Linked DNA regions of Homo sapiens: region 2 is linked to region 1. A link is a contact called in ENCODE Hi-C or POLR2A ChIA-PET data. All regions are on one chromosome and are shown on one strand. Each heading gives the region's core, a stretch centred on a gene start or an enhancer-like site at or near the end of the contact. The rest is flanking DNA. Distances are from core to core; before and after follow the strand shown. Region 1 has its middle 36 kb from the start of PARP1. Region 2 has its middle 60 kb from the start of ITPKB.

What was found. A loop is a pair of places that touch in the nucleus more often than their neighbours do. ChIA-PET counts read pairs that join two places held with the same protein, here RNA polymerase II (POLR2A). Pooled maps may share reads with other maps.
Region 2: a loop to region 1 is called in a pooled map, with 2.4 times the contacts of the local background. The contact joins two enhancer-like sites. A Hi-C loop is called at or near these places in 2 of 50 pooled maps. POLR2A ChIA-PET finds 5 or more read pairs at or near these places in 2 of 52 experiments (OCI-LY7 and activated naive CD4-positive, alpha-beta T cell).

The regions. Positions count from the first base shown.
Region 1 is chr1:226,441,291-226,447,514 of GRCh38, reverse strand. It overlaps the pseudogene RN7SKP165. Among named protein-coding and RNA genes, the nearest start is that of PARP1, 36 kb to the right of the region's middle. Within about 2 kb of position 2,399, at least 3 of the 41 ENCODE cell types and tissues checked have a DNase peak (open chromatin) inside an H3K27ac peak, as active enhancers do.
Region 2 is chr1:226,795,846-226,802,069 of GRCh38, reverse strand. No RefSeq gene overlaps it. Among named protein-coding and RNA genes, the nearest start is that of ITPKB, 60 kb to the right of the region's middle. RefSeq lists an enhancer at 2,713-2,762. Within about 2 kb of position 2,994, at least 11 of the 41 ENCODE cell types and tissues checked have a DNase peak (open chromatin) inside an H3K27ac peak, as active enhancers do.

The sequences.
Region 1 (6,224 bases), core at 1,150-3,649:
AAAAAAAGAAAAGAAAAGCAAGGTAATATGGAAGTGAATCTATAATGAAGATCAATAGTGAAGAGGAAAGGAGATCTTCCCTGGTGCTTTTTAGTCATTCAGTACATTTTACAAAATAATGCAGCTAAGGAAGCCGGCTCATCTATAAACAGAGAAACAAAGGTTACAGCTGCTTGTCACATGACTCAGGCTCCATAATTACATTCCTTTTTTTTTCTGAGACCGAGTTTCCCTCTGTCGCCCATACTGGAGTGTGGTGGGTCAATCTTGCTCACTGCAACCTCCGCCTCCTGGGTTCAAGCAATTCGTGCCTCAGCCTCCCGAGTAGCTGGGATTACAGCCGTGTGCCACCACGCTTAGCTAATTTTTTGAATTTTTAGTAGAGATGGGGCTTCGCTATGTTGGCTGGGCTAGTCTCGAACTCCTGTCATCAAGTGATCTCCCTGCCTCGGCCTCCCAAAGTGCTGGAATCACAGCCACCGTGTCCAGCCAGATTTCTTTAAGGCTCAAAATAATTTAGAGTTCCAACAGCTTAGATTTTGAACTACTTATTTTCGCAAGGGCAACCAAGAATGAGAAGGATCTGGAGCCCATCTCTGGTGGACATTGCTGGTCGCCTACCCAACACCCATTTTGCATTCCCCACTCCTGACAGAACTCCAGTTTAGTTCAGCTATCATGCTCATACAAGCCAATGAGGTGCATGGCTCTTAGGAAGTTAGCCTCAATTTTATCAACTGAAAAAAATCCTGAGATTTATACATTTAGAAAAGGAGCCTTTATTTCTTATAATAGGGGTCACAACCTGTAGACTGGCCATCCCACAGGCTGGGAACTGTAGCCTCCAGCAGACCCTGAAAGTAGGCACTTCAAGAGGGGAGGGTGAAATAGGGATTTATGTTGAATGGGTTGGCCAAGTATATATATTCAACAGATGATAGGAGGAGCTATGAATATTCATGAAGGTGGTTCATGAACACCTGCATACTGAATAAAAATGCATGTTACATATGACCCATGTTCATTTAGAGGCAGAGACTTAACACGTAAATGTATTACAGTTGGGCCCTATATATCAAAAGGTGAAGCAGAGATATGGGGGCACTCAAGTGCACAAGCTCTGTAAACCAGCTAGAACCAGCTCATGGTCAGTGGTCTCTTATCAAGAGAAAGTCACAGCCATCAGTTTCTTGTCCAGTCAAAGCTGTAGTTGTGGCTGGAGGAAGAGGGTCAGTCAGCATCTGGCGGGGAGCTATGATTATTTTCATCTTGCTTATCTTGAGGCCATTGCTTGTTCAGCTGCTAGAAAAAAAGAAAAACCTTATGACAGAACATAGCTTATTCTTGAGAGCTTGTTTGGAGGTTCTAGCAGGGGAGCATGGCTACTCATACATCCTTGACCAAAGCTGGGTCCTCCTCCATCGGGGATGGTCATCCTCTTTGAGTGCGCAGCTTTGGGAGGGACGTACTTGGAGAGAGAGGGAGGAAGGGGATACCCACCTAGCCAGCCGGATCAGCCGAATCAACCCTGATGATCCATGGGGTGACAGGTGTCGCAGCCAGATCACCCTCACATCTGAGAACATAGTTTATTCTTTAATAAACTGTGCACGCTTAACCCTTACCTGGCATGGCCTTAGGTCCTATGTATAATTTGGTATCTTATTGCCAAAAAGAGCCTCTTCTGTCTGTCTTGTAATCTCTATTTTATCATTAATGCTGGTCAGTTGTTGCGTCTAAACCGCAAAAGGGAGGGGGTGTAATGAGGCTTGTCTGACCTCCTGTCCTGTCACAGCTGGGCACTGTTTTTAAGGTTTATCTGGGATCCCCTTGGCCAAAATGGGGTCTGTTCATTTGGTTGAGGGCCTTAGGATTTTATTTTCTACTTGCACTTTTTTCCTGTGAACATTCTCCTTCTCACTGAGGCTGAACTGGGGCTGCCATCTTGCACCAGCCCTGAAGATGAAGTGTGTGCCCAGAGGAGGCTGGGGGAGAGGCTGACAGAGAAAGAGATCCAGAGGCCTGTGTGGTGTCCATCCTGTCGTCCACCTCCCCTCAGGACTTGAGTATGCAGGTGAAGGAAATCAAAATATTAATACTTTACCCCAAAACAGATTTCTTTGACATATTCTGAAGTGGCCTGTAAGGTTGTCTTTTGCGGGAGAAATTTGCACCTGTAGATCTGTAGAGACTCTGCATTAATGCAGCCAGCCCTTCCCTTGTCTGGAAAGATTAACTGAGATTCTGACACCTGCAGGTCTGAAAAGAAGCATCCGCCATCTGCTCTTTCTGAGGGTTGCTCCCCGTGAGGTTTCATCTACACAACAGGACTGCCTTTGCTAGCCAAGCCACTTCCTTTCTTCCTCCCACAACCTGTGTTGCCACTGAAACCTGTCTGGGGCCATGCTCTGAGCCCACATTCTCTCTGCAACCTCAAGGTGGTGCATAAGCTTCTGCACCCCACTAGGGGATTGGGTCTTCATTCTGAAGCTTCCTGTGTATACATGTTAAACAAATTCATATGTCTTCTCTCCTATTAGTCAATCTGCCTCATGTCAGTGATTTAGGGGGCCAAGCACCTTGACTGCCTCACAGGACAATAGCTGTCTTTATCGTTTAAGTGAGCAGAGCTGTATTTTTCATTGCTTGCAGCCACGGGCAACCTAACTGAAGCACTACCTCATTTGAGGAACATTTGAAGAGACAGGCATGTTGGTTTGGTATCCTAAGACGGAACACAACAAGCTTATCTTCTTTAATAAAGTTATTTGACTAGACTCTGAACCAAAATAGGTGGAACAAGGTCCCTCAAAACCAAATAAATCTCTAGTTAGCTAACTCACTTCAGTCCTTCCCATCCATAAAGCCTCTCCAACCACAAGAGAAAGGAGAAAGAGAGAAAAGGTGAGCTAATAAGACTGGTGCTTTGAATGTGGCTTTTGGTGTGAGTTTAAAAAAAAAAGAAAAGAAAAAGGTAATAAAATAAGACTGGTGCTGGGAAGAGCTTAAGAGTTTTGCACAGAATGGCTTGGCCATTGGGATTAGATTGTCCCTCCAGTAAATGTGCTGGTGAGACGGGGACAGGCATTGGGTTGAAGAGAGGGGGCAAGAATTACATTCTTCTAAAAAACTGGCCAAAGCCAGCTCCAGAGGCACCCAGAACCTCATCTCTCCCTCCCTCCTGGATTCCTGCCTCATCTTTCCCAGATAAGACTCTTTAACTTTCTCTGAAGAACAAAGTCATAAGGTGCGAATATTCCCTGAAATACCTTTGAAATACTTGCATAAATAAAACAGAGGAGGCCTGGACAGTGGCTCACAACTGTAATCCCAGCACATTTGGGAGGCCAAGGCGGGAGGATCTCTTGAGCCCAGGAGGTCGAGTCTGTAATGAGCTGTGATTGAGCCACTGCGCTCCAGCCTGGGTGACAGAGGAAGACCCTATCTCAAAAAAAATTAAAAAAATAAAACGGGGAAAGACAGGGAAAAGCAAAGCTGACTCAACAGTGTGTGTAAGCCAATTATAGAAAGAAACTTTGATCTCATTTCTTAAATGCATTGAATGAAACACTTTCCGTGACATTCGGCCAGATGTCTTCTGCTAAAGAAGCAGAAAGGCTGGAGAAGAGAAGACACAGACAGAGAACACATGGAAAGGAAGGCAACTTGCTGTGTGACCCCAGGGCAGAACTAACACCTAGAAAACCTCCCAAGTTTTCCTCTCCTTGCCTTTGTCCCCCAGATCGCCACCCAGAACTCTGACTGGGAAAAGCGGTTTCTTTGTGATTGATGCTCAGCAGGCAAAGTCATTGACTCACATAGTGATACATAGGTAATAAAAATAGATTCCAGAGCAAGTCTGATGCCAGCTCCCAGCCTATGACTTCCTGGCATCAAAAGAAAGAAATTTAGTTGAGCAAGGAGGTTCTTAGAGTGAGAGAGTGACTGAGTGCAGTGACTCATGCCTGTAATCCCAACACTTTGGGAAGTCGAGGTCAGGAGTTTGAGACCATCCTGGGCAGCATAATGAGACACCCTTCTCTACAAAAAAAAAAAAAAAAAAAAATTAAAAATAAAGAGTAAGTGAGAAAGTAAGTGTGTTTATTCTTCAGTTGGGAGAGGCATTTTACCAAAGATGAGGGCAGTGGGTAAAGTAGATTCTGTGGCCCTGGGAATAGCCTCGGACTAATGTGGACTCCCACATTAGCCGAGCAAAAGCAACAACCTCTCATCCGTTCCACCCTCCCCTGCCAGATTGTGAGCTCTCAGGGCCCCTCAGAGCTCCTGGGTCAAACCCAGTCAATGGCTGCGTCAGCATTTTCAGGCTACCAGAACTCAGCCTCGCCAGACCGGAGAAAGTACAATGTTGGTTTGGGGCCAGGCATGCTAGCTCATGCCTGTAATCTCAGCACTTTGGGAGGCTGAGACAGGATGGATCACCTAAGCCCAGAAGTATGAGACCAGCCTGGGCAACTTAGTAGGACCCCATCTCTAAAACAAACAAACACACAAACAAAAAAAAACACACAAAACTTTGGTTTTGGTGTTTGTTCTCGTTTTATAATTTTTATTTATTTCTAAATTTATTTTATCTTATTTTTTAATTGACATACAATAATTGTACTTATTTATGAGGTACATAGTATGTTCTTATTTTTTTAAAAAAACTATCCTTTCTCCCCTTTATTTTACCATTTAAAAATTAATTATTTATTGTTTTAATTTAAAAGTATACAGATTCAATTATTTTTCTAAATTCAAGCAAAGAAAATTGGGGGAAAAAGTCAATCCTACCACCTGCTAACACGAGGAATGACTATAACAAGAATCAGGTAAAGCCTTAAAACGCCTTGAAACGACTGAGGAACGCAAAGGCAGGCTGGAACAAAGGGAATAAATATACCATGTTTTTGGAGAGGAAGACTCAACATACTAAAAGCTTCAGTTCTCCATAATTTAATTTATAAAGGTGATGCAGTCTGTTAAAAACACCATTTTTTTAACCAGACAAACTGTTTATAAAGTTTATGAAAAAATGAATAAGAATACCTAAGAAAATACTGATAAAGAAGATGAGGAACGAGGCCTACCAGATACTAAAACATATTCCAAAATTTCAATAATTAAAACAGCTTGGGGTCTGGCACAGTGGCTCACGCCTGTAATCCCAGCACTTTGGGAGGCCAAGACAGGTGGATCACTTGAGGTCAGGAGTTCAAGACCAGCCTGGCCAACACAGTGAAACCCCATCTCTACCCAAAATACAAAAATTAGCCGGGTGTGGTGGCAGAAACCTGTAGTCCCAGCTACTCAGGAGGCTGAGGCAGGAGAATTGCTTGAATCCAGGAGGTGGAGGTTGCAGTGTGCCGAGATCATGCCACTGCACTCCAGCCTGGGCAACAGAGCAAGACTCCATTTCAATAAATAAATAAATAAATAAAACAGCTTGAAGAGAAAGACCAATGGAATAGAAAAGAAAATTTTAAATAGAAAATTAAAAAATAGAAATGTTGTGTATAACAAAAGAGACCTTTCAAATCAATGGAGAAGAGGAACTTGTCAGTAAATGGAACTGGGAAACACGCCCATACCTGAAGGGCAGAGCAGTAGCAGCCTCAGGACAAGCTCGGACCAATGGTAGAAAAGAGATAGAAGGAAACAATGGATAACGCCCCTCCTTTCCTCCCCCTGTGGCCAAAGAACTGTTTGGAAGCATCCTGCTGTTTCTTGTGAAGCCTGGCCAGCCACCTTGCATGTGCCTTCCTGCCTCGCCTTCTCCATCCCCTTTTACTCTCTCTTGCTTCACTGTAATTTCATCTCTCTATTGCTTTGCTTTAAGATCTGTTCTCCGGCTGGGCGTGGTGGCTCACACATGCAATCTCAGCACTTTGGGAGGTCGAGGTGGGTGGATCACCTGAGCTCAGGAGTTAGAGACCAGCCTGGCCAACATGTGAAACCCCATCTCTACCAAAAATACAAAAAACTAGCCTGGCGTGGTGTCATGCACCTGTAATCCCAGCTACTCAGGAGGCTGAGGCAGGAGAATCGCTTGAACCCGGGAGGCGGAGGTTGCAGTGAGCTGAGATCACACCACTGCCCTCCAGCCTAGGCCACAGAACAAGACTCCATTTCAAAAAAAAAACAAACAAAAAAACAAAAAAAAAAGATCTGTTTTCTAGGTAATCTGGGCTAAGACATGAGAGAAGACATGATAGAATAAAGCA
Region 2 (6,224 bases), core at 1,745-4,244, 350 kb before region 1:
CATTTTGCATGTCAGTTAATGCTGTGTGTTCATGCTCCCAGGAACCAAGGCATTACTGAAAGCTGCTTATAGCTGCCACAGTTGGCCCTTGTCTACTGTGTGTTTTGAAGTCTTGTATCTACTTTTCCTTCTTCCTAAGTAATAAAGAAAACATATTTCTATAGGTAGAGTAAAAATTCTTTGCCTTTCTTCCAATTTTTTGTCTCCAGCGAAGATAGAATCAGATAATGAAATCTGATAGAACTGTTTGTAAACTGTCTTGAGTGAGAATATGAGGGTTCTCCTGGGAGTGAAGTTCAAGATATCTACGGCAGAAATTTTGTGGCACCTAAGCTGCTCTCAGGTCCTTTTCTCACTTATTTAATCATTCAACAAATCTTTATTGAGGACCTACCCATTGCTAGGGCCTTTTCTAGGGTTGAGGCTGCAATAGTGAACAAGAGAACAAGCCCCCTTCTGCACTAAGCGATTTGAATGCTAGTGGGTGGCCGTGGTCCCAAAGGTGAAATTGCTAAGTTACTAAGTTCCAGGGAGACAAAATGTGGCATGTTTGCCTTTTGTATGTGGTTCAGAGACATCTACTTAGTTCAGAAATGTGTTAGGACACACACATACTCCTCAGACACAATGTTCCCAAATCCCTCTAAATCTACCCCAATTTCCTCCTGCCTTAGGTGCCCAAGTTACAACTGGGAGTGAAGAAACTCAATCATTTGCAGCAAATAGAATCCTGACTTTAATTGCTATCTGTGGACAAGTACTAGACACGTATTTTTGAGATAAATCTCAAAAAGAAAATTTCATATTTCCCAAAATGTCCTCCCCACTTCCCTTCTTTTCTTGTATTCATTCAGCAAAATTTATTGAGCATCTACTACATGCCAGGCCCTTGGCTAAGTACTGATAATACGAAGTTAAAGAAGACTTGCCTCTTACCCTGAGGGCCTGACAGTGTGAACTGATTATCATAATGTGGTATGATGAATACCAGGACAGAGAGATGCACTACTGCACAGGAAAAGGTGGGGACACAGAGGAGAGGGATTTAATCCTGAATGGGAAGAGCAGTGGGAATGAGACAGAGAATCAAGGAAGGCTTCCTGGAGGAGGAGGCAGTGGAACTCAATTTTGAAAGATGAATGAGAATGGATATGCCTCTCACTTTGACATCTAACAACTGAGTCAGGTGCCCTAGGTCAGAGTGTTTAGGAGAGGTTGGCAAGAATGGAGCCAGTGGGGGATCAGACAGGGCCCCTAGAATCCTTGAAAGACCCATAATGTTCACCTCCTTCCTGACTGGCCACTTCCAAGGTACAGGTAGAATAAGCTGACAGCTTATTATAGCTATCTATATGACCTCAAGTAAAACAAAATTGCCCAAACATGCCCTCAAGTCACCTGAACCATTTCAGGTTTCTTTAAAAAAAAAAAAAAAAAAAAAGGCTTTTGATTACCTTTTTTTTTCTTCTTCTTTTGCAAAGATTTCTTAAGAGCTTTAGAGCCAAAATGAGTGTCTCTGCATCTTTGCTTACTTGCTAAAGTATGCAGTGTCTTAAAGTTTTCTTTTTCTTTTTCTTTTTAAAAAAATTTTTTTTGAGACAAAGTCTCTGTCACCCAGGCTGGAGTGCAGTGGTGTGATCATAGCTCACTGCAGCCTCAACCTCCTGGGCTCAAAATAATCCTCCCACCTCAGCCTCTTGGGTAGCTGGGACCACAGACACACAGCATCCTGCCCAGCTAATTTTTTAGTTTTTTTGTAGAGACAGAGTTTCACCATGTTGCTCAGGCTTGTCCCGAACTCCTGGGCTCAAGCGATCCACCCGCGTCGGCCTCCGAAAGTGCTGGGTTTGTAGGCCTGAGCCACTATGCCTGGTTTAATAAACAGTTTTCTTCCTGTGTTGCTTTTGTTAAGAAAAATGAGACACACACCCCTTTCCTTTCTTCTAATGATGAGGCAGAGAACAGAATATTTTCCACTTGACGTTCTCCCCCTTTCTTCTCAAACCAGTTTGGCATTTTTCCACTTTCCACCTTCAGGTTCAAAGCGTGTCTGGGTGATGAGAACCAGGACACAGCTGGAACTCCGGCCATGGCGGGAGCTCACGCCTACCCTGTAGGCATAACATTCTAGGTTTCCCTTTTTTTCAGCAATAATACCTGGGTATAGTGGGAAAGAAGCTGGAATCAATCCTGGCTCCAGCACTTACCAGCCACAACCTTGGACACAGACCTCTATGACTCTATTTTCTCCTCTGTAAAGTGGGTTCAGATGAACCACTGAGACCAGTTGTTGACTGTCTCAGGTTGCAAGGGACAGAGATCAATGCTGGTCCCCACAGGCCGGGGAGCACAATTGTAGGGATAAACTAGAAGTAAAGCAACACTGGAAATCAGTTTGGCATCAAGACAATCAGATCTTCAGGAGAACTGGAGTGTTGTTCAGGATCCCACAGCAGCAGGTGTGCCTTCAGAAGCAGTGCCCACGCTGTGCCCCACGGAGTGACTGTGCCCAAGGCGTGACTCAGTTTCCCAGGGACCCTGCAGCGTCTGCAGCTGCTCCTTGTGCCCCTGCGGCTCTGTCTTCACGCGCCTTCGCCCTGCCTCGTGGCTTCTGCTTACTCACAAGTTTCCCCACTGCCCTTCTCCTGGCTGTCCCTCAGCCGCAGAAGTCCCCTCCATGTGTCTCTCCTCCTGCCAGCTCCCACAGGGCTGCCTCAGACAGAAGAGGCTCCCAGGCCTGGTCAGGGGTGGGGTCACAGGTACGCAGCGGGGTCACTGCGTTCAGGAAACTGCCAGGGGCTGGTGTTCTCGGAGAGGAGCCGCAGCTGGGCAGCCACTCAGCACACATCCTGTCCAGTTACGGGCCCTTTGTATAGATGAGGAAATGGCCCCCTTGGAAGATTCAGTATTGACGAGCCGCAGAGCAGCCATCACATCACACTGTGCTCTGGTGTCTCCAACCCCGTCACACTCCTCTGCTTCCTGTTTCTGTTCACCCACGCAGGATGCCGAGGGAAGCGGGGCTTCTCCTGCCTCTACCTGCCTTCAGCCCCTGTTCTGACATGACCTGAGTGCCACCCATCAAAAGACCCGTCCACCCCAAAACATCCCCAACCCACATCCCACTGCTAGTCCCTGATGAATTAGACAGTGAAGGCCTGATCTCCCCGAGACCCCAGTGAGCCCGCCATTGGCATGACGGTCAGATGAGTCCTGGGACAGTGGGAGGGCAGGCGCCAGGCTCAGGAAACGGAGGAGCAGCAGGAGAGGTGCTCCCATGTGGCACAGTTCAGAGGCGGGAGCCTGGGGTGCCAGTGAGAAACAAGGCAAGGTCTCCACTTTAACCTCTCACCTAGGACTCCCAGTGTGCAGCTGATCAGGTTTTTGGGCCCTGAACTGGAACATACCATTTTTAGACAGTGAGATAAAGATTCAAAATCAGGACTGCCCTGGAAAATCCAAGACCTATTGTGGTGTTCAGGTTGGGTGTTGTGTGGTTGGGTCAAACTTCATTTGAGAGCTTCAGTCAACCACAGGTGGCTGGGGCCCAGGAAGGAGGCGGCTCTTGCAAACAGATAAGGGCCACACTGGTGAGAGGCGCTCTCCCCAGAGCAGTAGGCCCCAACTGCTCACAGTTCCTGTGGTAAACTCGGTTCACTTGTGAAGATCAGGAGAGACAGGACCCATTACCTCCTCCTTGTGAAGATCAGGAGAGACAGGACCCATTACCTCCTCCTTGTGAAGATCAGGAGAGACAGGACCCATTACCTCCTCCTTGTGAAGATCAGGAGAGACAGGACCCATTACCTCCTCGTGAAGATCAGGAGAGACAGGACCCATTACCTCCTCCTTGTGAAGATCAGGAGAGACAGGTCCCATTACCTCCTTGTGAAGATCAGGAGAGACAGGACCCATTACCTCCTCCTTGTGAAGATCAAGAGAGACAGGACCCATTACCTCCTCCTTGTGAAGATCAGGAGAGACAGGACCCATTACCTCCTCCTTGTGAAGATCAGGAGAGACAGGACCCATTACCTCCTCCTTGTGAAGATCAGGAGAGACAGGACCCATTACCTCCTCCTTGTGAAGATCAGGAGAGACAGGACCCATTACCTCCTCCTTGTGAAGATCAGGAGAGACAGGACCCATTACCTCCTCGTGAAGATCAGGAGAGACAGGACCCATTACCTCCTCCTTGTGAAGATCAGGAGAGACAGGTCCCATTACCTCCTTGTGAAGATCAGGAGAGACAGGACCCATTACCTCCTCCTTGTGAAGATCAAGAGAGACAGGACCCATTACCTCCTCCTTGTGAAGATCAGGAGAGACAGGACCCATTACCTCCTCCTTGTGAAGATCAGGAGAGACAGGACCCATTACCTCCTCCTTGTGAAGATCAGGAGAGACAGGACCTATTACCTCCTCCTTGTGAAGATCAGGAGAGACAGGACCCATTACCTCCTCCTTCTCTCCACCACGCATCTTCCTCCTGTGTCCCCTCAGCCACTGAAGGTTTCAATGTGCCCTGATTTGTCCTCTCTTCCCAGTTGTCTGTATACAAAGTGCCCAGCTATTCCTCCCACTTTGCAGATGGAGAAATGGAGGCCTTAAGGCAGTGAGAAAGTTTTCCATGATGATGGTTAGACAGTGAGATTCAAAGATTCAAAATCAGGACTGCCCTGGAAACTCCAAGACGTCTTGTGGTGTTCCGGTTGGGTGAATACTTTCCAAGAGCACATGTGGAGGCTGAACAGGATTCCACTGAAAGCTGCTGTCATTTAAGAATCAGTCAGGCTGGGAACGGTGGCTCACGCATGTAATCCCAGCACTTTGGGAAGCTGAGGTGCATGGATCACCTGATATCAGGAGTTCAAGACCAGCCTGGCCAACATGGCGAAACCCTGTCTCTATTAAAAATACAAAAATTGGCTGGGCGTGGTGGCTCACGTCTGTAATGGCAGCACTTTGGGAGGCTGAGGTGGGTGGATCATGAGGTCAGGAGATCGAGACCATCCTGGCTAACATGGTGAAACCCCATCTCTACTAAAAATACAAAAAATTAGCCCAGCGTGGTGGTGGGTGCCTGTAATCCCAGCTACCAGCGAGGCTGAGGCAGGAGAATTGCTTAGACACAGGTTACAGAGGTTGCAGTGAACCGAAATCGCACCACTGTACTCTAGCCCGGGCAACAGAGTGAGACTCCATTTCAAAAAAAAAAAAGAATCAGTCAGTTGGTCATATCTATCCCCAGGAAGATACTGTGCCTTGTGTCCAGGGCTTAGTTGACAGCTGTGAGAATCAAAATACAAAAAAGATGAAAATTTCTGCTCCGGACAGATGTGGTCTAGTTGCGGAGGTAAAACAGGAAAGCAGAGAATTAGGGACTGAAATTCAACCTGAGCTTGGGTCCCCAAGCTGTATGCCCTGGTCAAAGGCTGGAAGAGCCACCTTTTTTTTGTTGTTTTTTTTGTTTTTTGTTTTTTTTTTTTTTGAGACAGAGTCTCCCTTATGTTGCCAGGCTGGAGTGCAGTGGAGCTATCTTGGCTCACAGTAACCTCCACCTCCCAGGTTCAAGCAATTCTCCTGCCTCAGCCTCCTGAGTAGCTGGGATTACAGGCACCTGCCACCACGCCTAGATAATTTTTGTATTTTTAGTAGAGACGGGGTTTCACCGTGTTGGCCAGGATGGTTTCGATCTCCTGACCTTGTGATCTACCCGCCTCAGCCTCCCAAAGTGCTAGGGTTACAGGTGTGAGCCACCACGCCCAGCAAGAGCCACCTTTTAAAAATCTGCACCAAAGGTGCCATATGGGCTAGTGGAGACCCTGGGAGAAGTGAGATCCCCCAGGAGGGCCAAGCTAGACAGAGTTCTTTAACCTTAAGACAATTGGCAATAGGAGCTGGGCATGATGGCTCATGCCTATAATCCTAGCACTTCAGGAGGCTGAGGCAGAAGGACTGCTTGAGCCCAGGAGCTTGAGACCAGCCTGGGCAACATAGCAAGACCCTGTCTCTACAAAAATTAAAAACAAAAAACAAAACTCAGCTGGGCATGGTGGTGTATCTGTTGTCCTAGCTACTCAGGTGGCAGAGGTGGGAGGATCGCTTAAGCCCAAGAGTTCGAGGATGCAGTGAGCTATGATCTTGCCACTGCATTCCAGACTAAGTGACACAGCCAGACCCTGTCTCAAAAAAAAAAAAAAAAAAACAAAGAAGGCCGGACG